Linked DNA regions of Homo sapiens: all the other regions are linked to region 1. Evidence: chromatin loops called from intact Hi-C (ENCODE). Cell type or tissue: heart left ventricle. All regions are shown on one strand.

Region 1 (4,000 bases):
TAAAAGACGGGGTCTTGTTTCATTGCCCAGACTGGAATGCAATGGCTATTCACAGGCACGATCATATAGCACGATCTATAGCCTTGAACTTCTAGGCTCAAACAATCCTCCTGTCTCGGCCTCTCAAATAGCTGCAACTGCATGTGCGTGCCACCAGCCCATGTTTCGGACTACCATCTCAGGAGTGAGAGACCCTGAACTACAAGCTAAGTCAGATTGCATGTGAATTCCTAAAACCATATGAGATAATAAAGGTTTGCTGTTTTAAGCCAGTAAATGCAGGAGTAATTTGTTACCCAGCAATCAATAATTAACACAGAGCTCAAGAAACCTTGGGGGGGTGAGGTCCAACCAACCCTTTTCCCACCCATTAGGGTCCAACAGAGACCAAGAGGGCTCAGGAAATGGTCCCCCTTGGTCAATACACATCTGCCCCAGGCCAGAAAATAATTACATTACTGGGTTCTTCCCTTTTTGCCTGGGTGGGCAGAACTCCCAAGGCCGATTCCTGGGCTCAGGGTCTGATCTGCTGAGCTCAAGTGCCTGATGTCATCTCTCCCTGTGCTTCCTTCCCTTGGATTCAGTTCTGTTTTCTGTCCTCCCAGTGCCTTAGAAGCTAAAATTGCCACAAGTCCTTCCCTAAGAAAAGCATGAACAGTATTTACAATCTGGACTCCATTTATGGAAGCGTGCGCCACACTGAGAACATCACAGGCCTTATCTCTTCCACCCCAAATGAACGGTTTGCTATTCATTTTCCCATTTGTCAGATGAAGGAACTGAGGCACAGGGCAGTGAAGTGACATGTCCATGTCACACGACTGGCAATGAAGCAGCTGGTGTGGACTAAAGACTGGCCTCACTGTAGTGCCCTACCTCTTAATCACTTACTGAGCCCAAGTGATAAAAAATGGTAATAATAACAGAATTAATGATTCTGAATTAATGGTTAATGATTTTTTTTTTTTAGATGGAGTTTCACTCTGTCACCCAGGCTGGAGTGCAATGTCTCGATCTCGGCTCACTGCAACCTCCACCTCCTGGGTTCAAGCGATTCTCCTGCCTCAGCCTCCTGAGTAGCTGGGATTACAGGTATGCACCACTACGCCCAGCTAATTTTTGTATTTTTAGTAGAGACGGGGTTTCTCTATGTTGGTCAGGCTGGTCTCGAACTCCTGACCTCATGATCTGCCTGCCTCAGCCTCCCAAAGTGCTGGGATTATAGGCATCAGCCACCACACCCGGCCCAATGATTAATGATTAATTAATGTTCTTTTTTGTCCTTTTTTTTTGGGGGGGGGTTGGGGGAGGGAGTCTTGCTCTGTCACCAAGGCTGGAGTGCAATGACTCGATCTTGGCTCACTGCAACCTCTGCCTCCCGGGTTCAAACGATTCTCGTGCCTCAGCCTCCCAAGTAGCTGGGATTACAGGCATGAGCCACCACGGTTGGCTAATTTTTTGTATTTTTAGTAGAGATGGGGTTTCCCCATGTTGCCCAGGCTCGTCTCAAACTCCTGACCTCAAGTGATCCGCCCGCCTCGGCCTCCCAAAGTGCTGGGATTATAAACGTGAGGCACCTCGCCCGGCCTAATTAATAATTCTGAGTGATTAATGAATTATTAGAGGATTATGTGCCAGGGACTACTCTGAGGGCTTAGTTTAGGTAGATTACAATTTACTTTGCCCAACAACTGTAAGGAGAGAATGTTGTTTTCCCCCATTTGACAGAAAGGAAACTGAGGCACGAAAGGTGAAGTGACTTCCCCAATTCACGTGGCTGGTAAGTGGCCCAGCAGCGATTTACACCCAGGCTCCCCAGTTCTGATCTTGACCAAAAACAGCGGCGGCCGCGCACCCCAACCCCAGACCCCCGCTTCCACCTTCCCCCGCCCCAACCTCAGCCTGCGAGCCGCCCCCTCTTCCGCTAGCCTGGGGAATCTGGTTTCTGGGGGAAGTGACTCAGTAGCCTGAGGCCCAGTAGATAATTATTCACTTCCAATCCCGGTAATTAGAGTCCCTAATAGCTCCGCAGAGGACGTACAACCCAGTTACCCCAGCCGTCCCCACCCGTGACCCGGGATCAACGTGGGGCACGCGAGCTCCTGGGGCCGGGACTTGGCCGCAGTCCCAGGCATCAGGCCCTGAGGGTGGTAACGCGCGGTGGCAGCCACTTGGTGGCAGCCGCTTTGCGCGGGGCTCTGGCGCCCCCTGGTGGCTGTGGGGCGATCGAGGGCTGGGAAGCGGCCTCCTAAACTCCCCTGCCTCACTCTTTCTCCCGCAAAGAACCTTCCTCTTGGATTCCCCCCAAGCCTTCCTGGAAGCTTCCCAGGCTCCAGGTTGGATGCCTCTCAGCCACCATCGAGTAGCCATCAACGTTGAGTACACGGGTTTGGGGACAGCTTAATGGCTAGCTTCTCCCTTCAGTGCTGGGTCACCTTGGGCAAATGACTTGGGCTCTCTGAGCTTCAGTTTCCGCATCTGTAAAATGGGAACAAAGAATGAGGACACCAGTGGGGCGTGGTGGCTCACGTCTGTAATCCCACCACTTTGGGAGGCCGAGGTGGGAGGACTGCTTGAGACCAGGAGTTCGAGAGCAGCCTGGCCAACAGGGTGAAACCCTGTCTCTACTAAAAATACAAAAATTAGCCTGGCGCGGTGGTGCATGCCTGTAATCCCAGCTACTTGGAAGGCTGAGACAGGAGAATTGCTTGAACCTGGGAGGGACAAGTTGTAGTGAGCCGAGATAGTGCCACTACTCCAGCCTGGGTGATAGCGTGAGACTGTCTCAAAATATATAAATAAATAAACAAATAATGCTGACTATTACTAGCTAAACCTGTTCTCAGGTCTTTCTTTTACAATGAGGAGTGGATTACTAAGAACAGCTTAATCCTACCCGCCTCATTTAATCTACATTAAAAGAAGCATCAAGGCCAGGTGCAGTGGCTCACGCCTGTAATCCCAGAACTTTGGGAGGCCAAGGTGGGTGGATCACCTGAGGTCAGGAGTTCGAGACCAGCCTGGGCAACATGGCAAAACTCTGTCTCTACTAAAAATACAAAAATTAACCAGGCGTAGTGGTGCATGCCTGTAATCCCAGCTACTTGGGAGGCTGAGGCAGGAGAATCGCTTAAACCAGGGAGGTGGAAGTTGCAGTGAGCTGAGATCATGCCATTGCACTCCAGCTTGGGCAGCACAGCGAGACTCCATCTCAAAAAAAAAAAAAAGCATCAAAATGTTAGCTAAAGCCAGGTGAGATGGCTCATGCCTGTAATCCCTGCACTTTGGGAGGCTGAAGTGGGAGGATCACTTGAGCTCAGGAGTCGGAGGCCAAGCTGGGCAACATAGTGAGACCCCCATCTCTAAACAAACAAAAATGTTAGCTAAAGTACAGAGGCAAAAGAATTGAAAACAGGCACTCAGACAGATACTTGTACATGAATGTTCATAGCAGTGCCATTCACAATAGGCAAAAGATAGAAACAACTCATGTGCCCACCAGGGGATGAATGAATCAAGACAATGCTATCTATACAATGGAATATTACACAGCCATAAAAAGGACCGAAGCATTGATATATGCTACAATGTGGATGAAACTTGGAAGCATCATGCTAAGTGAAATAAGCCAGTCATAAACGGACAAATATTGTGTGATTCTGCTTATGTAAAGTATATAGAATAGGTAAACCCCTAGAGACAGAAAGTAGACCAGTGGTTGCCATGGGCTATGGGCAGCGGGAATAGGAAGTAACTTCTAATGAGTATGGGGTTTCCTTTAGGGGTGATGAAATGTTCTGGATCTAGACTGAGATAAATGATGGTGGCACAACACTGTGAATGTACTAAATTTAGTTACTTCATGAGGCCGGGTGCGGTAGCTCAAACCTGTAATTCCAGCATTTGGGGAGGCCAAGGTGGGAGGACTACTTGAGCCCTGGAGTTAAGAGACCAGCCTAAGCAACATAGTGAGACTCATATCTCTACAAAATAAAATAAT
Region 2 (4,000 bases), 66 kb after region 1:
TCTTGCTGTGTTGCCCAGGATGGAGTGCAGTGGCTTGGTGATAACTCACTGCAACCTCGACCTCCTGGGCTCAAGTGATCCTTCCACCTTAGCCTCCCAAGCAGCTCGGACCACAGGTGTGCATCATCATGCCTGGCTCACTTTTCTTTTTTTGAGACAAGAGTTTCACTCTGTCTCAAAAAACTTCACCCAGGCTGAAGTGCAGTGGCATGATCTTGGCTCACTGCAACCTCCACCTCACGGGTTCAAGAGATTCTTGTGCCTCAGCCTCCTAAGTCACTGGGATTATAGGTGCATGCCACCACACCCGGCTAATTTTTTGTATTCTTAGTAGAGACGGGGTTCCACCATGTTGGCCAGGCTGGTCTCAAACTCCTGACCTCAAGTGATCTACCTGCCTTAGCCTCCCAAAGTGCTGGTATTGCAGGCGTGAGCCACAGCACCTGGCCAAGATTTATATATTGTATCTAAAAATTTATATAGCTCATAAAGGATATTATTGGGACAACTGAAGAAACCTGAATATAGATGGTGGGATACATGCCAGTATTTTACCACTGTAAAATTTCTTGTTTTTGGAAAGCACTTGTTGAAGCATTTAGGGCTAAAGGGACAAGATGTCAATGAATTCCTCAAATGGCAGAGAAAGAGCACGATTATGGCAAAATTAATAACTGTTCAAACTGGGTACAGTGCAGGGAGTTTGCTGTTCTACTGTTTCAATTTTTCTGTAAATTAGAAGTTACCTCAAAACGAAAAGTTAAATAAACGGCAACAACTAAAGAAGTCAGCAATGATCCAGCAATGATCTACAAGTTCAACCACAGGAGATTGGCTGAATAAAATATGGGGGATCCCTGCAGTGGGCTCTTCCGAGGCAATGAAAGAAAATGTAATGAAAAGATGTCCATGGTGCAATGCCACATTAAAAAGCTAGATTGGGGCCGGGTGCAGTGGCTCATGCCCATAATCCCAGCAATTTGGGAGGCCAAGGTGGGAGGATCACCTAAGGTCAGGAGTTGGAGACCAGCCTGGCCAAATGGTGAAACCCCGTCTCTACTAAAAAATACAAAAATTAGCTGGGCATGGTGGCACATGCCTGTAATCCCAGCTACTCGGGAGGCTGAGGCAGCAGAATCGCTTGAACCTGGGAGGCGGAGCTCGCAGAGAGCCGAGATCACACCACTGCACTCCAGCCTGGGCAATAGAGCAAGACTCTGTTTCCAAAAAAAAAAAAAAAAAAAAAGGTAGACAGATTTTTAAACTACATTTTTCATTTTTCTTTTTTTTTGGAGATGGAGTCTCACTCACTCTGTCGCCCAGGCTGGAGTGCAGTGGCATGATCTTGGCGCACTGCAACCTAGCCTCCTGGGTTCAAGTGATTCTCCTGCCTCAGCCTCCCCCATAGCTGGGATTACAAGCGTTTGCCACCACACCCGGCTAACTTTTGTATTGTTAGTAGAGATGGGGTTTCGCCATATTGGCCAGGCTGGTCTTGAATTCCTGACCTCAAGTGATCCACCCTCCTCGGCGCCCCCAAAGTACTGGGATTACAGGCTTGAACTACCATGCCGGGCCCATTTTTCATTTTTCAAAAGACATTTTGTGTGACTATATATTGGAAAAATGATTTGAAAGATATCTGGGGCTTGTGATCTCGGGTGGATGACTTTGCCAAGCCTCCGTCCTTCCATCTGTTAAATGGGGCCATAAGACACGTAGCATTATACATACTACTTGGGGCCATCGAGAGACCTCCATGAGATAACGTGGGGCAAGGGTCCACCTCCACCTCCTCTACCACCTCCACCTCCTGGGGCATTAGAGGCACCCATGGGAGTCCCAGTGTGAGCTGAGCCTCCTGAGAAACCAGGAAAGGTGGGAGCATCCCCAGGGAGGCACCCCTAATGGGTTGGCAAGCATGGTGTGGGGTCTAGGAATCCCAGCACTGGCCACACCTAATCCCAGCACATTAGAAAAAGATGCCTCTTCCTTGAGGCATTCAACTGCCACCTGCTGGAAACTTGTTAAAATAACCATTAAAATGTATGACAGCTGGAAGAAAAGGGAGCAACGGCTTTACTTTCAGAAGAGACATCCTGAGCCCAGGATGGGTTCCTTCCTTCTCTGTCGTGGGTGAGTTGGTCACTCGGATCAGACCACTCCTATGCTCCAGAATCATCAATGGCTCCCCATTGCCCCTTGTGCAAGAAATGTCTATCACCTTGTCTTGGTGATTAAGGCTCTGAACTCCCTTGTCCCTGCCAACTGGAGCTACAGCATTTCCCTCACTCCCCTTCACAAACATCTAGGCTCCTCTCTAAGCCCCTATGTCTTTGCTCAGGCTGGTCTTGCCATCCTGAGGACTTTCCTTCTAATCTTGAACTCCTATGCATTCCTCAAGATCCAGTCCTAAATGTCCCTTCCCTGAGGTCTATTAGACTTTTGGGGTCTAATAGCACCTTGAATATATATTGTCACAGTTTGCTATAATTTCTTGCTTGGGCCAGATCTCTTCCTTACTGATGACAATGATGATGATGTTAATAAATTCCCTTTATTGAGTACTTACTACATGCCCAGTGTAGTATTATGTGCTTTATGCCTATGATCCCTCTCTCTTTATATATATATATATATATATATATATATATATATATATATATATATATATATATATATATATATGTATATGTATTTTTAAATAGAGATAGGGTTTCACTATGTGGCCCAGGCTGGTATCAAACTCCTGGGCTCAAGTCATCCTCCTGCCTCGGCCTCCCAAAGTGTTGGGATTACAGGCATGGGTCACTGTGGCTGGCCAATGCTCATGATCTCAAGTGACCCTCATGACACCTCTAAGAGGTAAGTGCTATGTCATCCCATTTTATGGGTGAGGAAACCGAGGTTCAGAGAGGTTAGACAACGTGTCCAAGATCACACAGCAATAAATGGCAAAGTCAGGACTTGAGCTGGGGTTGGGTTATGCCCAACACTGTCCTCTCATCTACCAACTGTGAGCCCCTTGAAGGCAAGGACTACAAGTTAGTCACAGGTGAGTCCCCAGAGCCTGGGGGTGGGGCAGGGGCTCTGGGCAGATGCCTATGGAGTAATTTCAGCCAGGATCCCTGAGTACTCCTGAAGAGGGCAAGGTGAAGCCCCCGAGTTCGAAGTAGCAGCATCATGGCCCTTTGTGACCGTGAGGTCTCAAGAAGTCTACTGTGCCCCCAGCCCCAAGTGAGCTGATCCTGGCCATTCAGGTAGCATCCATGTGATGCCAAGGCTGACGTGGGCATGTTCCAGGCTCACTGTTACCAACACTGATGCCATGTTGGTGTGGGAGGGCCAGTCTGGGAAAGTGAGAGTCTGTCCTAGGTGTCTGCCCACTGTCGGCAGCAGGAGAGGGGCTGGGGCCAGCTGGAAAACTGACGGTCTTTGGGCCGGGCATGGTGGCTCACGCCTGTAATCCCTGCACTTTGGAAGGCCAACGCGGGTGGATCACCTGAGGTCAGGGGTTCGAGACCAGCCTGGCCAACATGGTGAAACCCCATCTCTACTAAAAATACAAAAAATTAGCCAGGTGTGTTTGCACACACCTGTAGCCCCAGCTACTCTGGAGGCTGAGGCAGGAGAATTGGTTGAACCTGGGAGGCAGAGGTCGCAGTGAGCCGGGATTGCGCCACTGCACTCCAGCCTAGGTGAAAGAACAAGACTCCACCTCGAAAACAAACAAACAAACAAAAAACACAAAAAACTGAGGGTCTTTGAAGGCATCTCCCTCTTGGAAAACTATCTGCACCCATGTCCCAACCTAGAGGGCCAAGAAGCGAAGCGAACAGGATGACATGGAGATGATTGGCAGGAAAGAACACAGCCACCCCCCAATCCCACTCCCCCAGGGAGAACCCCGCCTTTCTGACTCCTCTGACTGAGAATCGCTTCTGACGAAGTGATGGAAAGATTCAGAAATTATCTCTATCAGGAAGACTGTGCTAATTAC
Region 3 (4,000 bases), 55 kb before region 1:
CCCTGACCCTTGCAGGATCTGCCCAAAGGTGAAGCGCGTCTTCAGGTCAATAGATAATCTACTAGAGATTGTCCCCAGAGAACAGAACTGGGCCCTGAGGCCCACCGTTGCCCTTTCCTGAGAGTCCCAGCCCAGTGAAAGGAACACAGTTGACATGTTGTTGAAGCCGGAGATGTTGCCTGTATGCGTAAAAGAGCTCTCTGTTTCAGGCTCATGTACAGTCAGGAATGGTTCCTTCTCATCCAACTGCCCATGCGCCAATGATGCTAATGACGACACAGCCACCCGGCGGTCCCCAGGCCGCCCTCGCTCAAAGTGCACTACAGCCCATTCCAGTCTCGACAACAGCGCATTTCCCCTATATGACGCACCCTTCAGGTGAGGCGTGTGTGTGCAGGGGCCGCCGGGGCACCCCAAAGCATTCTGCTCGCACAGGTGGAATGGCAGGCAGGGCCAGTGCTTCAAGCCCCGCATTTGAGAACTAGCAAGACCCGTCCAGGAGTGTGCACAGGAGGGACTGTGACGATCAGTTCAGCATCAGGGCCTGAGGCTTCCGGGAGCCGAGTCTGTGTGTGTTCTGATGGTATACAGGATTTGGCTTGATGAGAAGCAGCAGCAGCAGCAACAGCAGCCTGATGCATGCCTAGGACTCAGTTGGCCTTCCTTGTTATGACAGGCTGGACAGGGCAGTGTTTTCCTTCCTGAGTCCCAAAAGTCTGACATGTGGGGGGTTATTACCATGGCAGAGTTTGATTGTAGCTCTGGAGAAGATACTGCTGAGAAAGCGCTGTGGATGGACTGGCTTTGAGTGTAGCGTTAGCCCCAGCCCCTGAACAGGGGAGAGCGCCCTGTGATTGTGCTCTACTACTTGATGGCTGCCATGGCGATACTTCACAGTCTGACCTGTTATTCTGAAAGCAATACTGGTGCTTGGCTAATATTTGGGGAGGGGGTTTGTTAAGGCCTTTTTTTCTACCCCATGAACAAGTCTTCTGGGAGTTTTATCTGAAGTGGTTTTACGTCTGACTGGTTTGTTTCTACCCACCCACCCAACCCTCCCCACTTTGGTGCAGATGGGAGGGGGAAAAGCGAATTCAATTTTGAGTTTTGTTCAGCTAGCACGAGGATAGTTTACAATCATGTGCTGCAGAGACACTAGGCTGATGTGTGGTGTTGCCAGTTTTCTGTTTCAATGTTCGCTTTTCTTTTTACAGTACAAGCCCACCACCAACAGCAGTTGTAAGGCTGCCCTGGAGGAACCGAAAGGCCAAATTCCCTCCTCCCTTCTACTGCTTCTACCAACTGGAAGCACAGAAAACTAGAATTTCATTTATTTTGTTTTTAAAATATATATGTTGATTTCTTGTAACATCCAATAGGAATGCTAACAGTTCACTTGCAGTGGAAGATACTTGGACCGAGTAGAGGCATTTAGGAACTTGGGGGCTATTCCATAATTCCATATGCTGTTTCAGAGTCCCGCAGGTACCCCAGCTCTGCTTGCCGAAACTGGAAGTTATTTATTTTTTAATAACCCTTGAAAGTCATGAACACATCAGCTAGCAAAAGAAGTAACAAGAGTGATTCTTGCTGCTATTACTGCTAAAAAAAAAAAAAAAAAAAAATCAAGACTTGGAACGCCCTTTTACTAAACTTGACAAAGTTTCAGTAAATTCTTACCGTCAAACTGACGGATTATTATTTATAAATCAAGTTTGATGAGGTGATCACTGTCTACAGTGGTTCAACTTTTAAGTTAAGGGAAAAACTTTTACTTTGTAGATAATATAAAATAAAAACTTAAAAAAAATTTAAAAAATAAAAAAAGTTTTAAAAACTGATCAAGTTAGTGTGTGTCTGTATAAGCTACTTCTTTGTAGGATACTTAATATCAAAGCAGGTGTGCTAAGGGTGCATTTTGAATATCCCGGAAGGTAGCTGTGAAATGATTTTTCTTCTTCACCCTTAGTTCTGGTTCAAGGTATCTCTAGAAAAAGACAAGACTGAGCTATTCTCTTTGGTGGATTAGAGATCTGCTTCAGGAGGAGGAAGGTTGGCCAGAGTTGGGCAGCACTGAAATTCCACATCCTCGGGCTGACACCGATTCTGTAAGCTTCCTTTTTAATATCTCCTGAACCAAAATGAGTGTCATTAGCTGGAAGTTCCCAATTCGGGCATTTTTCTACTTTACCAGTAGGGGGCAGGAGACACTCAGAAAAAAATTGCAATAAAGAAATCCAGAGGGCATGAAGGCTGAAAAGATACAAAGATGTACAAAGCTGCTTATTGACATGGATGGACTCATAAGCATTTGTTAGTATTCCCAGATTGCAACGGGGAGGACAAAGGGAAGAGCGAGTATTTGGGCAGGGCAAGGATTTTGTAGAGACACCATGGTCTTAATAGAGCCTTTAAATATTATGACAGCAAATCAAGATTCTGAAAACTTTTTAATTCACATATAGCAATTTGTACATTATAGCAAAATTTGCATTATTCAAGAATAAGTTACTTGTACAGTACATAAAACAATACATAAAAATTTGCCAAATACCTTCTGCCTATAATGATACAAGATGAATCCACTTTATGTTATCACAATGTGCTGTATATTCTAACCAAACACAGGATGTCAGATGTGTCCTTGTTAATATACTCGCAAGTTCCTCTAGCTTGTGGGAGATGTTAGAGCTAACACATTTGCAGTAAGGGACTTAGTCCTGAATAGAAAGCATGAAGGAATCTCAGGCAACCCTCAGGGAAGAGTCCAAGGCCTTGACTTTAGGTTAAGAAACTGTTATGTAAAAATAGTGTTCTCTGGCCCAAGATTTTAATGATTGCTATTCCTTTTTCCTACGGTCCAGAAATGATCAAAGGCAGAAGATTTATACCAGATAAAGCCATATGGATTGCTGGTCTAAAATTCAAGGCAGGTTAGTTGACTTAATTCTTTGGTGCTGGTGACTGTTAGTTTGTAAAAGTTCAATAAGTCAGATGAAGGAAGGGATGGTGCCGGGAGCTGTCAAGCTGTACTGGTGGGGTCTGTAATTAGAGCTAACTGGAGGGATCATGATGTCTACTGTCCAGTTTGGTGTTGAGCCATGGCTCTCGGTAGAAGTTGCCGGCTGGGGCCTGGTCAGGACTGGAAGGAGAGTGGTGGGATGTGCTGTGCCTATGGTGGGCTAGCTGCAGCCAGTGGGGTGCCTGCCCCACACTGCTGCCCACCCCTTCATCAGCTGATTCTGCTCCCACATAAAGAAAGGTGTTGGCTTAGTGTCACTTCTTCCTAGAGCCATGGGAGTTTTCTGTCAGCATGTTTTTGAGCTGTCCTGGTAACTTGGACGGGAAGCAGTCTGGAGGTGGGTGCCTTCCAAATCTCTGCCACAGAATCTGAACTTGCACTTTGCAGCCTGTTAGTCAGAGCTGCTAAGTTTGCTCTACCTGGTGTGCCTCTTGGCACCACCTGAGAGATGTATGTAGAGAGGCTGCTAAGAAATGAGTGCCCCTGGCATGAAGACGTCATATCCCAGATGTTTAACTTCTGGCTGGAGGGAGGGAACTTAATTTGGTTCATTATCTACTGGGTACCTTTCCTGTGCGGAGGGGAGGACCAGTGACTTTCCATAATAAGCTTTCTCCTTTAAAAAAACTTCAGACTCTTACTTACTCTTTTGGTTCACACTAATTAGCATTCATTTTCCAGAGAAAGCTGCTTGACTTTGAGGAAATAAAGACAGGTGTCCTTAAAAATGGACTGCAAATCTGGATCAGTGTCAGGTCTGCTTTAGGGTCCATGAAATCACCCAAGAGTGTTGGTACTAAAAGTGGTGTAGGCTGGGCGCGGTGGCTCGCGCCTGTAATCCCAGCACTTTGGGAGGCCAAGGCGGGTGGATCACCTGAGGTCAGACATTCGAGACCAGCCTGGCCAACATGGTGAAACCCTGTCTCTACTAAAAATACAAAATTAGCCAGGCATGGTGGCTGGTGCTTGTAATCCCAG
Region 4 (4,000 bases), 280 kb before region 1:
TCCACACAATGCAAACATTTTCAATAAAAGCTGTTTCTGCAATGTTCTTGGCAGTTAGCTTCAGGCTTTTGTTTAGTGCATTTAGATGGTGAGTTGAAGTAGGAACCATGTGTAGTTTGTTCCCTACTCTCTACCTAGTACATAGCACAGGGCCTGGCACATACTAGATGCTCAGAAAATATGTGAACAGGTGAAGGTGCATTTCTAATACCAAGATTTTAAAGAAGAGATCAATATGTTAATTGGGAAATCTCAGCTGTTTAGTGATGTTGTCATTACAAAAAAGTACTTTTTCTTTTTACTTTTTTCATTTCTGCCACAATCATCCTAGTGTAGGCCACCATGACAACTCACCTACATGCTTCTTCTCCTTTTTTATTTTATTTTATTTTTTTTGGAGACAAGGTCTCACTCTGCTGCACAGGCTGGACTGCAGTGGCACGATCTCGGCTCACTGCAGCTTTCACCTCCTGGGCTCAAGCTATCCTCCCACCTCAGCCTCCCAAATAGCTGGGACTACAGGCTTCCACCCCCATGCCCGGCTAATTTTTGTATTTTTTGTACAGATGGGGTTTCGCCACGTTGCCCAGGCTGGTCTCAAACTCCTGGGCTCAGGTAGCAGAAAGGAATAATTCATTGAATGGTTTTGGTCACATGCCTTATCCTTTCCTGTAGAGGAGGCTGGTCGTTTAGTGAGCATTTGCAGAGCTCTAGACCCCAAGAGGGCTCTACCAGCCACTGGTGGTGCCTGAGGCTCTGAAGAGGTGAGAGAAGGCCCTGACTTTCAGGCAGTCCGTTTTCTCCTGGTGAATCCATGTGCTGACTTTGCTGCTTACTTAGCCAAAAGCATTTCAAGAAACCGTTGCTCCTGAAGAATGGGGGAAGCCATATTAGGTTGTAACCTCTTAGTATTAAAGAGGCTTCTTCTCCAACAGCTGGCTTTAAACATTTTCAAATTGTAATGCACTATGCTCAATACACGGATTATTTTCTTAAGTAAAGCCTCTCCACCCCGACCTGCTGCCACTCTGCCCCTCCAAAATAAAAGTATATTCAGAATTGATCATCCTTCCTCAGCTGCTTAGCTCACTTGGTCATGTTAAGAAAGCATAAGTAGCCAGGCGCGGTGGCTCACGCCTGTAATCCTAACACTTTGGGAGACCGAGGTGGGTGGATTGCCAGAGCTCAGGAGTTCGAGACGAGCCTGGGTAACTTGGTGAAACCCTGTGTCTACTAAAATACAAAAAATTAGCTGGGTGTGGTGGCGTATGCCTATAATCACAGCTACACAGGAGACTGAGACAGGAGAATTGCTTGAACCTGGGAGGCAGAGGTTGCAGTGAGCTGACGTCATGCCATTGCTCTCCAGCCTGGGTGACAAAGCGAGACACCATCTCAAAAAAAAAAGGTGGGGGGGAAGCATAAGTAATCAAGAATTCACAATTACCTCATTAGAGGGGAATTAAAAGCTATCGAGAAGCTTACAGTGTCTGTGAGATTCAGAACCTTGTGAGGGTGGACAGGCAGGAATATTTTTGCCTGGTGCAGCCCTGAATCTCTTCCTTAAGGTTGACGATGCTGCATTTCCTGTTGCAGAATTCCCAGAAGCAGCCTGTCAATGTTGGTAGGGCCAAAGCACATAACTTTCTGTGTTTGGATTAATGCCCGTATGGGAATAAAATCCAGACAAGCCTTGGCCTCCCCGCTTGCCTTAAAAAATTGGCTGAGTTTAAAAACTGGAATCGTCTCCATTGCTTGCTACTAAGGCTAGACTAGAAGGTTCTGTTTACCTGTGTCCATTTCATAGACGCACATGTGCCTTTGCAGCTTTGCCTCAAAGGGACTGTTTGTCCACATTTCACCCATTTTCTAACGCTAGCAAATGAGACTGTTAGTATTTTAAAGGCTGGTTCATCTTGGGCCCCTTGACCTTGACCAAGAGCTTTGCTTTTGGTATTGGACACTAGGTGGCGGTTTAAGACCTCCTGATGGGACCCATTAGATGGGATCTAACTATCATATATTATTATTATTATTATTTGGTTTATTAAAGAGTAGTTGGTTTTTCATCTCATACCAGTTCCCCTGGTCTTTTATTTTTTTCTAACATAAGTGCTGACATTTTCTTTCTTTTTTTTTTTTTTTTTCTTTTTGAGATGAAGTTTCGCTCTTGTTGCCCAGGCTAGAGTACAATGGCCCGATCTCAGCTCATCGCAACCTCTGCATCCTGGGTGCAAGCGATTCTCCTGCCTCAGCCTCCCGAGTAGCTGGGATTATAGGCGTGGGCCACCAGGCCCGGCTAATTTTGTATTTTTAGTAGAGACAGGGTTTCTCCATGTTGGTCAGGCTGGTCTCAAACTCCTCACCTTAGGCGATCCGCCCGCCTCGGCCTCCCAAAGCGCTGGGATTACAGGCGTGAGCCACCACGCCCAGCCCAATGCTGACATTTCCTTAAAGAGTTCTTTCATAACAAGCGTCAGTTATTATTTGGTTCCAGGCTTTGCAGAAATGAGTGTTTACTTTCAGCTGCACAAGTGATGACTAGAGGGAAAAAAAACTGCTATTAAGGGAAATGTTGACTGTTGCTGGTTGAATATGAAAATTGTACCAGCTTTCAGCTTGTTGCACTTCAGTACCTTCTGCCAGTTCAGGTAAAAACTCTGTTGTAGCCCAGGAAATACTGTAAACATGGAATATTGACTTACAGAGTGTGATTAGCCTACCAATCAGCTTCAGTAGATGTGACTTTTGGTGGTTGCTCTCTCTCCTAAGTATAAATTTTAAAAGCTGATGAGAATGAATAAAGCCATGCATATTGAATATAAAGCAGATTTTCAGGGTATCTGTCTTAATTTTTTTCCTTTTCCCCATTGGTGTACATAGGCTGATGCGGATAGTTTTTATATGACATGCAATGGCCGCCAGTTCAACTCAATAGAAGATGACGTTTGCCAGCTAGTGTATGTGGAAAGAGCTGAAGTGCTCAAATCTGAAGATGTAAGTGTGAATTGTTCCTATATTTAATTAAAATATATCAGATTGGTGTAAAATTGAATGCTAAGGTATCTGTGAAATACCCAGAATAGGCCAGTCCATAGACACAGAAAGTAGACTGGTGGTTATCAGGGCAGGAAGAGACGAATGGGGAGTGCCTGCTAACAGGATACAGGCTTTCTTCTGGAAGTGATGGACGTGTTCTAGAATTAGATAGTGATGACAGTTGCACAACCTTGTGAATATACTACAAGCCAATGAACTGTATACTTTAAAATAGAGAATTTTATTGAATATCTCATTTTCTAAAATTTCAAAAAACGTAAAAAAAAAGAAAAAAGATACTGCATTGTTGAAATTGAGTGTTTATCAATTCTAGATCAACGAAGCCTGGAGCTGAAAATAAATGTTTTTGTTTTCAATATTAACTCCTAATTCTTGTTTCTGCCTTTTATTTTTGAGACAGGGTCTCGCTGTGTCACCTAGGCTGGAGCACAGTGGTGTGACCTTGGCTCACTGCAGCCTCTGTCTCTCCAGTTCAAGCATCTGCTAGCCTCAGCCTCCTGGGTAGCTGGGACTACAAGTGTGTACCACCACGCCTGGCTAATTTTTTAAATTTGTTTTAGAGACAAGATCACCCTGGCTGGGCGCGGTGGTTCATGCCTATAATCCCAGCTCTTTGGGAGGCTGAGGTGACGGATCGCTTGAGCACAGGAGTTGGGAGGCCGAGGTGATGGATTGCTTGAGTGTAGGAATTCGAGACCAGGCTGGGCAACATGACGAAACCCTGTCTCTACAAAAAATACAAAAATTAGCCAGGTGTGATGCTGAGCACCTTTGGTCCCAGCTACTCAGGACCCTGAAGCAGGAAGATCACCTGAGTCGGGGGAGGTCCAGGCTATAGTGAGCCGTGATCTTGCCATTGCACTCTAGCCTGGGCAACAGTGAGACCCTGTCTCAAAAAAAAAAAAAAAAAAAAAAAGTCTCTCTGTTACCCAGACTGTTC
Region 5 (4,000 bases), 130 kb before region 1:
ACTGCACCAGGCTTCAAATTATTATGTATGTTCATCACCTCTTTAAATTTATAATAGTTATTAAACCTGTTACTGGATCTTAATATTTAATGCTTTAATTAAGAACATGTATGTTACTATGCCAACAGATTTTTTTAGTTTTTGATAACTGCATTTCATTGTTACTTGTTCTCATTTGATTTCCTGTGTATTTTACGAATTTAAGTACATTCTGAATACGGTTTCATAGGCTTCCCTAAAATATTGAAGGGGCCCATGGATTAAGAAAAAGGCTAAGAATCCCTAATCTAGAGGCTCCCCACAGTCCTCTTTTGTCATCATACCCCTACCCCATTCTAGCCTGAGGAGCGTGGCTCCACCTGTGCCCTTGGTTTTGTTGTTCCAGTCCATACATCCTGCACCCTTAACTGTGTTTCTTATCCCCAACTTGTTTCTTTGTGTTATTCTTCAGTATTATAGTCTTTAATATAATCTGTATAATACATGGTGTAGTAGTATATGCTCGTAGTATACAATTCAGTTAGAACAGATGAGTATTCAATGAAAAGATAATCTCCTCTCTAACCCCCAGTCCCACTTCCCTGGGGAAGCCTGTGTTCTTGTGTACAATTCAGAAAATGTTTATACACATATTTTTTATTTATTTATTTTTTGAGACGGAGTCTCGCTCTCGCCAGGTTGGAGTGCAGTGGCGCAATCTTGGCTCACTACAACCTCCGCCTCCCTAGTAGTTCAAGCAATTCAAGGTTCAAGCAATTCGCCTGCCTCAGCCTCCCGAGTAGCTGGGACTATAGGCGTGTACCACCACGCCTACCTAATTTTTGTATTTTTAGTAGAGACAGGGTTTCACCATGTTGGCCAGGATGGTCTCGATCTCTTGACCTCATGATCCACCCGCCTCAGCCTCCCAAAGTGCTGGGATTACAGATGTGAGCCACTGTGCCCAGCCTGTTGATTTAATTTTAAACAGAGTTTCGCTCTTGTTACCCAGGCTGGAGTGCAATGGTGCGATCTCGGCTCACCGCAGCCTCTGCCTCCCAGGTTCAAGTGATTCTCCTGCTTCAGCCTCCCGAGCAGCTGGGATTACAGGCATGCACCACCATGCACAGCTATATTTAGTAGAGATGGGGGTTTCTCCATGTTGGTCAGGCTGGTCTCGAACTCCGGACCTCAGGTGATCCGCCCGCCTCGGCCTCCCAAAGTGATGGGATTACAGGCGTCAGCCACTGCACCCCGCCTATACACATTTTTTTGTTTTTTGTTTTTTTGAGATGGAGTCTCGCTCTGTTGTCCAGGCTGGAGTGCAGTGGCGCGATCTCTGCTCACTGCAAGCTCTGCCTCCCTGGTTCACACCATTCTCCTGCCTCAGCCTCCCGAGTAGCTGGGATTACAGGCGCCGGCCACTACGCCCATCTAACTTTTTGTATTTTTAGTAGAGATGGGGTTTCACCGTGTTAACCAGGATGGTCTTGATCTCCTGACCTCGTGATCTGCCTGACTGGGCCTCCCAAAATGCTGAGATTACAGGCGTGAGCCACCGCTCCCAGCTATACACGTATTTTTAATGCCACTCCAGTCTATGTTGGAACCATTTTACTTCCCCTTTCTTATTTTCTTCTTGTGTTCTTGAAGGCCTAGATCAGCTGTTGCTGATAGGCTGTCACTGTCACTTTAGAAAGCCCAGAGCCTTTTGTTCCTTAGAACTTTGTTTTTAATTGTATTGTAGCACTCATTGTATTCGATTCTAAAAGATTTGCTTCATTTCTGTAACTAGTCTCTTACACCCAGGAGCTCCTAGTTCCTACAGGAAATGCTGGGAATTGTATCAGTCAAATGTGAATCCCCACCTCGTCCAGACTTATGAGTGCATTGTAGGTACTCAGTAAGTGCTAAAAATGACTAAATAGTCCCACTGATACCAATCTATATACTGATACTTTATATAGTATATAGATTGGTCCACATATAACGATGACACATAATGAGAAACTGTCTTAAAAAGTTGTTGAAAGTGCCGCAGGAATAGGAATTGATCAAAACAATATGATTTTTTAGGTTTATATGGAACTTTGATGTTTGAGAAAAGGCTGATTTAGTTGAGAAGAAATGGTTAGCTGAGGATTTTGATGACTTCTCTGGAAGCACATTTGAGGGTTTGTGATGTTAAATCTGATGTTAATGATTATTTCATCCAGTTTTATGTCATTTTATAGTTTTTATACATTTAAGTATATTTATTTCTAATGTTTAACACTACCATTTTAGTTATTTGACCATTATTCTGGCCCTTTAAAAAATGCTCAGACAAGTTTGAATGATTTTTCAGAGGCATTATTGGCTCAGAGGTAAAAGAGGAAAGATTGAGAAGCTGAATATGTACTCTGTTTCCTGGGTATGGGGCTGGGGATACCCAGAAGAGGTTCACACGTTGGTCGAGACATTTCTTTATGACCACCAGCAGGTGGCATCACCGGCCCAAAATGACTAAGTTTCTGCCCAGAATCAGAAGAGAAGGTGTTGAGAGCCCACTGCTGTGGGGGTAGCATGGAGGTGGGATACAGGGGCTGGAGGTGATACAATTTTGTTTCTTCCTCCAACATCGCCTGCTAGTCTAGAGGCTTTTATAAATTGAAAAACTAATTCTTTATCATCTCATCTGATGGTTTTTATGTTTTTCCTTTTTTCTCTCTATACCTGTAGTTCCTTCAGAAACAGGTAACACTTTTCTAATAGTCACGTTGTATTCTTGCATCTTGTTGTTACAATGCTTTTGTTTCTCACCATAGGGGATGATGGAAAATTAATATTCTTTGACTTATGGCATTGGTAAAATCTGCATGCAAATTCCCACAGTTGCCTGTAGATTAGAGCCAGTTGTTTTTTTCTCAACTTTGCAGGAATCCTGGTTACAACATTGTACTATTTACTACCAACAGTGTTTTTTTTTTTTAAAATCCAGACTTGCTGGGCATAGTGGCTCATGCCTGTAATCTCAGCGACTTGGGAGGCTGAGGTGGGAGGATTGCTTGAGCCCAGGGCTGCAGTGATTGCGGCACTACACTCCAGCATGAGTGACAAAGACCCCATCTCTGAAAAAACAAAAACAAAAACAAATTTTTTTTAAAGAAACAGAAACAAAAATCCAAACTTGTAACCACTGTAAAACAAATCAGAATTTACGATAGTGGATATTATTAATAGTGCAGAATGGATACCCAGATCTTGCTTCCTTTCTAGCTAATGATGCAATGTTGGCCTGAAATGCATTACTTATAGCCAGGGATTTTCTCAGCATCCTGATGATATAGCCTCATTTCGTGCTAACTCTCCACTTCTGCACATCTTCCCCTAAGTCCTTTACTCATCTTTAGAAAGAGCTACTTTTGGTGAAATTTTAAAACCAAGGAATATCATTCTTTATAGAATCACACTTCTGTGTTTTCCCCTTCCCCATTTCTGTCTCGAAAGCGACAGACTGCTACATAACCTGTGAATACTTTTTTTTAAAAAAAGTTTGGTATTGTAAACAGAAGATTTAAGATTAAAATGTAGCATTGAGAAAAATAGATTTATTAATAATGCCCTCTTAACACAACCTAAATTCTGGTCAGTGGAATAAAGCCTGGGTCCTAAAGTTTTAGACGCTTGCTTGCTTTTCCACACTGGCTCTTACTTGGGGATCCTTTTAGAAATTTGTTTAGAATAATACTGTAAAAACATATTTAAGCTACTTTGTGTGTACATTTGGGATCTTTTGGTTTGAAGACGGCTTGACTCAAGACTTTCTAAATATTTTCACACACACACACATACCCTGTAGTGAGAAAAAAATCCGTTTATATGGTTCTATAAAAATCTCTAGCTGCTTCGAGCTTTAATTTCTTGAATCAAAAGAGTATTGTTTTTAATACTGAGCTTCTATCTAAATAAATGCTTTATTTACTTAAATGTGTGCTTTTCAAAAACTAGTATGATTAAGACATTAACAGGATCTTAGACG
Region 6 (4,000 bases), 290 kb before region 1:
GCACCAGCAGTATCATGGAGGAAACAGATGAATTAAATAAGTGCAGAATATGTGTAGAATTACAACTGTGGTAAGTGCTGTGAAGGAAAGGAGAAACAATTTGGGAAAGTATTACAAGAAGATGTGTTTGGTTTGGAGAGAGGGATGGGGGCAGGTAGGGATGGTGTCATTGGGAACTTCCTGAGGACGTGACCTTTGAAGCTGCAAATTAAAGATTGAATATGACTTTATAGCTTATGAGCACCTTTCCAAAGGCTAAAAGTGGCTTCTGAGTTCTGAGAGTCAGCTAAATTGATATTAGCCGCATATAGACATCTGCATGGGTCAGTCATGTAGTCATTTATTCATCAAACATTTAGAGGGCTTCCTCTGTGTGCTCGGCACTGTGGTATAAGGGCTGGGAATACAGTGGTGGGCAAAACAGGCCTTGTCCCTGCCCTGACAGAGCATGTATTAGGGATATTTCAGTTAAGTCTCCAAATTCCGTTTCCCTTTTCATGTGTTTCATTGATTTAAGACAGTAATCACAGATGTTCATGGCTTGGTTCATGGCATGAGCATAAGCCAGGATGTTTAAGACTACCCCTACAAGTTTTTGAAATTTTGTTTTTTTAATGGACTTGATAGCTTCATTTTGGGCTGAACACAATTTCATTTTATCAGGTGTTACTAAAATGTTAGCTCATCTGGGCATGATCACTGTTGCATCTTCTCTAAGGCTCCCTCTTTGGCGATTTGCTTTAAAGTGCATGATTTTGGGCCAGGCGCAGTGGCTCAAACCTGTAATTCCAGCGCTTTGGGAGGTCAAGGCGGGTGGATCACTTTGAGGCCAGGAGTTCGAGACCAGCCTGTCCAACATGGTGAAGCCCCATCTCTACTGAAAGTACAAAAATTAGCTGGGCGTGGTGGCACGTGCCTGTAATCCCAGCTACTCGGGAGGCTGGGGCAGGAGAATCACTTGAACCTGGGAGGTGGAGGTTGCAGTGAGCCAAGATCACACCACTGCACTCCAGCCTGGGTGACAGAGTGAGACTCTGTCTCAAAAAATAAAAATAAAGTGCATGATTTCAGTAGAACAGCCCTGCATTTCTGAGTATATTGTCCTGGCTGCTTATTGACTCTTTGCTGTGTACTGCAGTGGTCCCAGAGTTGAGTGAGATGGATACTACAAAGGCTTCTTATCATCTTGGCGGAAGGCAGGAGAAAGAAAAGGAAAACCTAATGATAGAGGAATAGAGAACAGAGAGGAGCTTGTTTTATTACCTTGTATTAATCATTCATGTGTTCTTTAGCCGGGGAAATGTCTGATGAGGAGATAAAAAAGACGACACTAGCCTCAGCTGTAGCCTGTTTAGAAGGCAAGTCACCAGGAGAGAAAGTAGCGATTATCCATCAGCATCTCGGCCGTCGAGAAATGACAGATGTGATCATTGAGACCATGAAGTCCAACCCAGGTATGCTTTCTAAAACCCTGGACTCTCTTTTGTAATGTGAACACTGGTTGCCTATTTTATACACGGTGTTTGATGAGCCTACAATTTCAACATCTAGCATACTTTTGTCTTTCACTACGTGTGTGCTTTATATGACACTGTTAAGCCACATGTTAGTGTTTCCAAATATTTCTTCCAAATTAATCCTAACAGTTGGAGTTGACAATTCAGTTCAGTGACGGGGGGGACTTTTTTTTTTGAGGCAGGGTCTCTGTTGCCCAGGCTAGAGTGCAGTGGTGCAATGTCGGGTCATTACAACCTCAGCCTCCTGGGCTGAAGCAGTCTTCCTGCCTCAGCCTCCCAAGTAGCTGGGATTACAGATGCCCTCTACCACGCCTGGGTAATTTTTGTATTTTCAGTAGAGACAAGGTTTCTCCATGTTAGCCAGGCTGGTCTCATACTCCTGGTCTCAAGTGATCCACCTGCCTCGGCCTCCCAAAGTGCTGGAATTACAGGTGTGAGCCACCACACCCGGCTACCAGGGAGAATTTCTTACCACCTAGTTCAGTGGCAGATCATTAATGTGTCCAAATAAACATGTCGTGCCTTCCCCTGCTCTGCCAGCTCATTTTTTCTTTCTTTCTTTTCTTTTTTTTTTTTTTTTTTTTTGAGACAGTCTCACTTTGTCCCCAGGTGGGAGTGCAGTGGCATGATCTCGGCTTACTGCAACTCCACCTCCTGGTTTCAAGCAATTCTCCTTCCTCTCTCAGCCTCCCAAGTAGCTGGGACTACAGGTGCACGCTACTACACCCAGCTAATTTTTGTATTTTTGGTAGAGACAGGGTTTCACCATGTGAGCCAGGATGGTCTCAACCTCTTGACCTCCCAAAGTGCTGGGATTACAGGCATGAGCCACTGCACCCGGCCAGCCAGCTCATTTTATCTGCGGAAGTGGATGTGTAGATAGTACTACATCTCCAACATGGAGGTGGTCAGAACTGGTAGGTTTGGATTTCCACCTTAGTAGCCCTGAATGTTTGTCCCAGTTAGGATTTCGTGATAGAAGATACCTGCTTGCATTATGGTATTGCCAAATGTAATAGCCATCCTTAAGTTTCTGAGGGTGTTAATGAGATTTTTATGGAGCAAAGAGAGCTTTAAAGTATGATGCCCTCATAAACTCAGCTATTCTACAAATAATAGCTGTTAATGCATTACATTGTAATTACTCTATCAAAGTTTATTCCTCTGACTTGAAATTTTAATCTAGTTCAAATCCTTCAGCATATGTCCTATCCATTTATAATCTGCTATTTTTTAACTGGTGAAAGATGAACTAAAAACTACAGTGGAAGAAAGGAAGTCTTCAGAAGCCTCCCCCACTGCGCAAAGAAGTAAAGATCACAGTAAGGAATGCATAAACGCTGCCCCAGATTCTCCGTCCAAACAGCTTCCAGACCAGATTTCATTCTTCAGTGGAAATCCATCAGTTGAAATAGTTCATGGTATTATGCACCTATATAAGACAAAGTAAGAAAACCCTCTTTTCTTGGGGGTTAGTCAATTTTTTTTTTTTTTTTTTTGCTTTGCTTTAGCATAGTCTCTTGTCCTGAAGGAAAGTGGGTATTTTAAGCTTCAAAATAATAATACTTTTGTCTGTTGTATGTTAGAGAATTCTCAGATGTTTTACATTTGATTAATCTTGTGGATTGGGTCAAAGCTTTTCCTTATAAAAGAAATGCTTGTGGATACACTTAAGAGAATATGTGGGAAAAATGTTTTCTTTTTTTTTTTTTGAAATGGAGTTTCGGTCTCGTTGCCCAGGCTGGAGTGCAATGGCGCGATCTCAGATCACTGCATCTTCTGCCTCCTGAGTTCAAGTGATTCTCCTTCCTCAGCCTCCCAAGTAGCTGGGATTACAGGTGCCCACCACCACACCTAGCTAATTTTTTGTATTTTTAGTAGAGATGGGGTTTCACCCTGTTGGCCAGGCTGGTCTTGAACTCCGACCTCAGGTTATCCGCCCGCCTCAGCCTCCCAAAGTGCTGGGATTACAGGCGTGAGCCACTGCGCCCTGCCAGGAAAATGTTTTCTTAGCAGATAGGCATGGAAGGTGATGGGGAATTGAAAGGACAAAGAAAATGATCCACAGCATCTTTGTAGTCTCATGTCCCCACCAAATCTTTACTGAAGAGGCTGCTAAGAAGTCAGTTAACTCATTACAATTTTATTACCTCTTTTTTACCATTTTCTGTGGTTCAAACAAAGCTTGCTAGAGCCCCAAGGAAAGGAAGCATTTGGCTAGATAATCCACAAGCCCAGCCACTACCTTCTTGGGTAATGGTAGCTGATACCTTAAGGCTGTTCTTGTGCTAACTCATTTGCCAGATCTCTACTGGGAAAACAGTGACTATTCAGGTAGCCATTTTGTTTTTTGTTTTGTTTTTTGTTTTGTTTTTTGTTTTGTTTTTTTTTGAGACAGGGTCTCACTCCATAACTCAGGCTGGAGTGCAGTGGTGCAATCCTGGCTCACTGCAACCTCCCCTCCCGGGTTCAAGCAATTCTCC

Evidence for each region. Peaks named below come from ENCODE experiments on the same cell type or tissue, not always from the same donor. Only the 100,000 strongest peaks of a DNase experiment are listed, where the experiment ranks them.
Region 2: a loop joins it to region 1, with 3.0 times the contacts of the local background. A loop is called at or near these places in 14 of 110 quality-filtered maps.
Region 3: it touches region 1 in a loop (8-fold over the local background); 107 of 110 quality-filtered maps call a loop at or near these places.
Region 4: a loop joins it to region 1, with 4 times the contacts of the local background. A loop is called at or near these places in 52 of 110 quality-filtered maps.
Region 5: it touches region 1 in a loop (7-fold over the local background); 73 of 110 quality-filtered maps call a loop at or near these places.
Region 6: it touches region 1 in a loop (6-fold over the local background); 49 of 110 quality-filtered maps call a loop at or near these places.

The regions. Positions count from the first base shown.
Region 1 is chr12:111,395,309-111,399,308 of GRCh38, reverse strand. It overlaps LINC02356 (long intergenic non-protein coding RNA 2356), which reads right to left. Exons shown (of 4, transcript NR_187522.1): 3 at 2,436-2,478. Among named protein-coding and RNA genes, the nearest start is that of SH2B3, 8.6 kb to the left of the region's middle. In heart left ventricle, a CTCF peak has its summit at 2,214 (motif pointing left); a DNase peak (open chromatin) is centred at 2,168; H3K4me3 peaks cover 490 bases; H3K27ac peaks cover 1,479 bases.
Region 2 is chr12:111,329,375-111,333,374 of GRCh38, reverse strand. All of the region lies in intron 18 of CUX2 (cut like homeobox 2), which reads right to left. Among named protein-coding and RNA genes, the nearest start is that of MIR6760, 27 kb to the right of the region's middle. In heart left ventricle, a CTCF peak has its summit at 2,012 (motif pointing left); no DNase peak of the experiment used is centred here; H3K27me3 peaks cover 707 bases.
Region 3 is chr12:111,450,055-111,454,054 of GRCh38, reverse strand. It overlaps SH2B3 (SH2B adaptor protein 3), which reads right to left. Exons shown (of 8, transcript NM_005475.3): 8 at 2,432-4,000. It overlaps ATXN2 (ataxin 2), which reads left to right. Exons shown (of 25, transcript NM_001372574.1): 24 at 210-378; 25 at 1,215-1,841. The coding sequence ends at 1,243. Among named protein-coding and RNA genes, the nearest start is that of SH2B3, 46 kb to the right of the region's middle. In heart left ventricle, CTCF peaks have their summits at 2,178 (motif pointing right) and 2,182 (motif pointing right); a DNase peak (open chromatin) is centred at 473; H3K27ac peaks cover 1,550 bases.
Region 4 is chr12:111,671,658-111,675,657 of GRCh38, reverse strand. BRAP (BRCA1 associated protein) reads left to right here. Exons shown (of 12, transcript NM_006768.5): 5 at 2,884-2,997. Among named protein-coding and RNA genes, the nearest start is that of BRAP, 12 kb to the left of the region's middle. In heart left ventricle, CTCF peaks have their summits at 1,769 and 1,969 (motif pointing right); no DNase peak of the experiment used is centred here.
Region 5 is chr12:111,528,082-111,532,081 of GRCh38, reverse strand. The region is part of intron 5 of ATXN2 (ataxin 2); the gene reads left to right. Among named protein-coding and RNA genes, the nearest start is that of ATXN2, 69 kb to the left of the region's middle. In heart left ventricle, a CTCF peak has its summit at 2,473 (motif pointing right); no DNase peak of the experiment used is centred here.
Region 6 is chr12:111,680,600-111,684,599 of GRCh38, reverse strand. BRAP (BRCA1 associated protein) reads left to right here. Exons shown (of 12, transcript NM_006768.5): 2 at 1,293-1,454; 3 at 2,765-2,963. Among named protein-coding and RNA genes, the nearest start is that of BRAP, 3.4 kb to the left of the region's middle. RefSeq lists an enhancer at 1-321. In heart left ventricle, no CTCF peak of the experiment used is centred here; no DNase peak of the experiment used is centred here; H3K4me3 peaks cover 447 bases.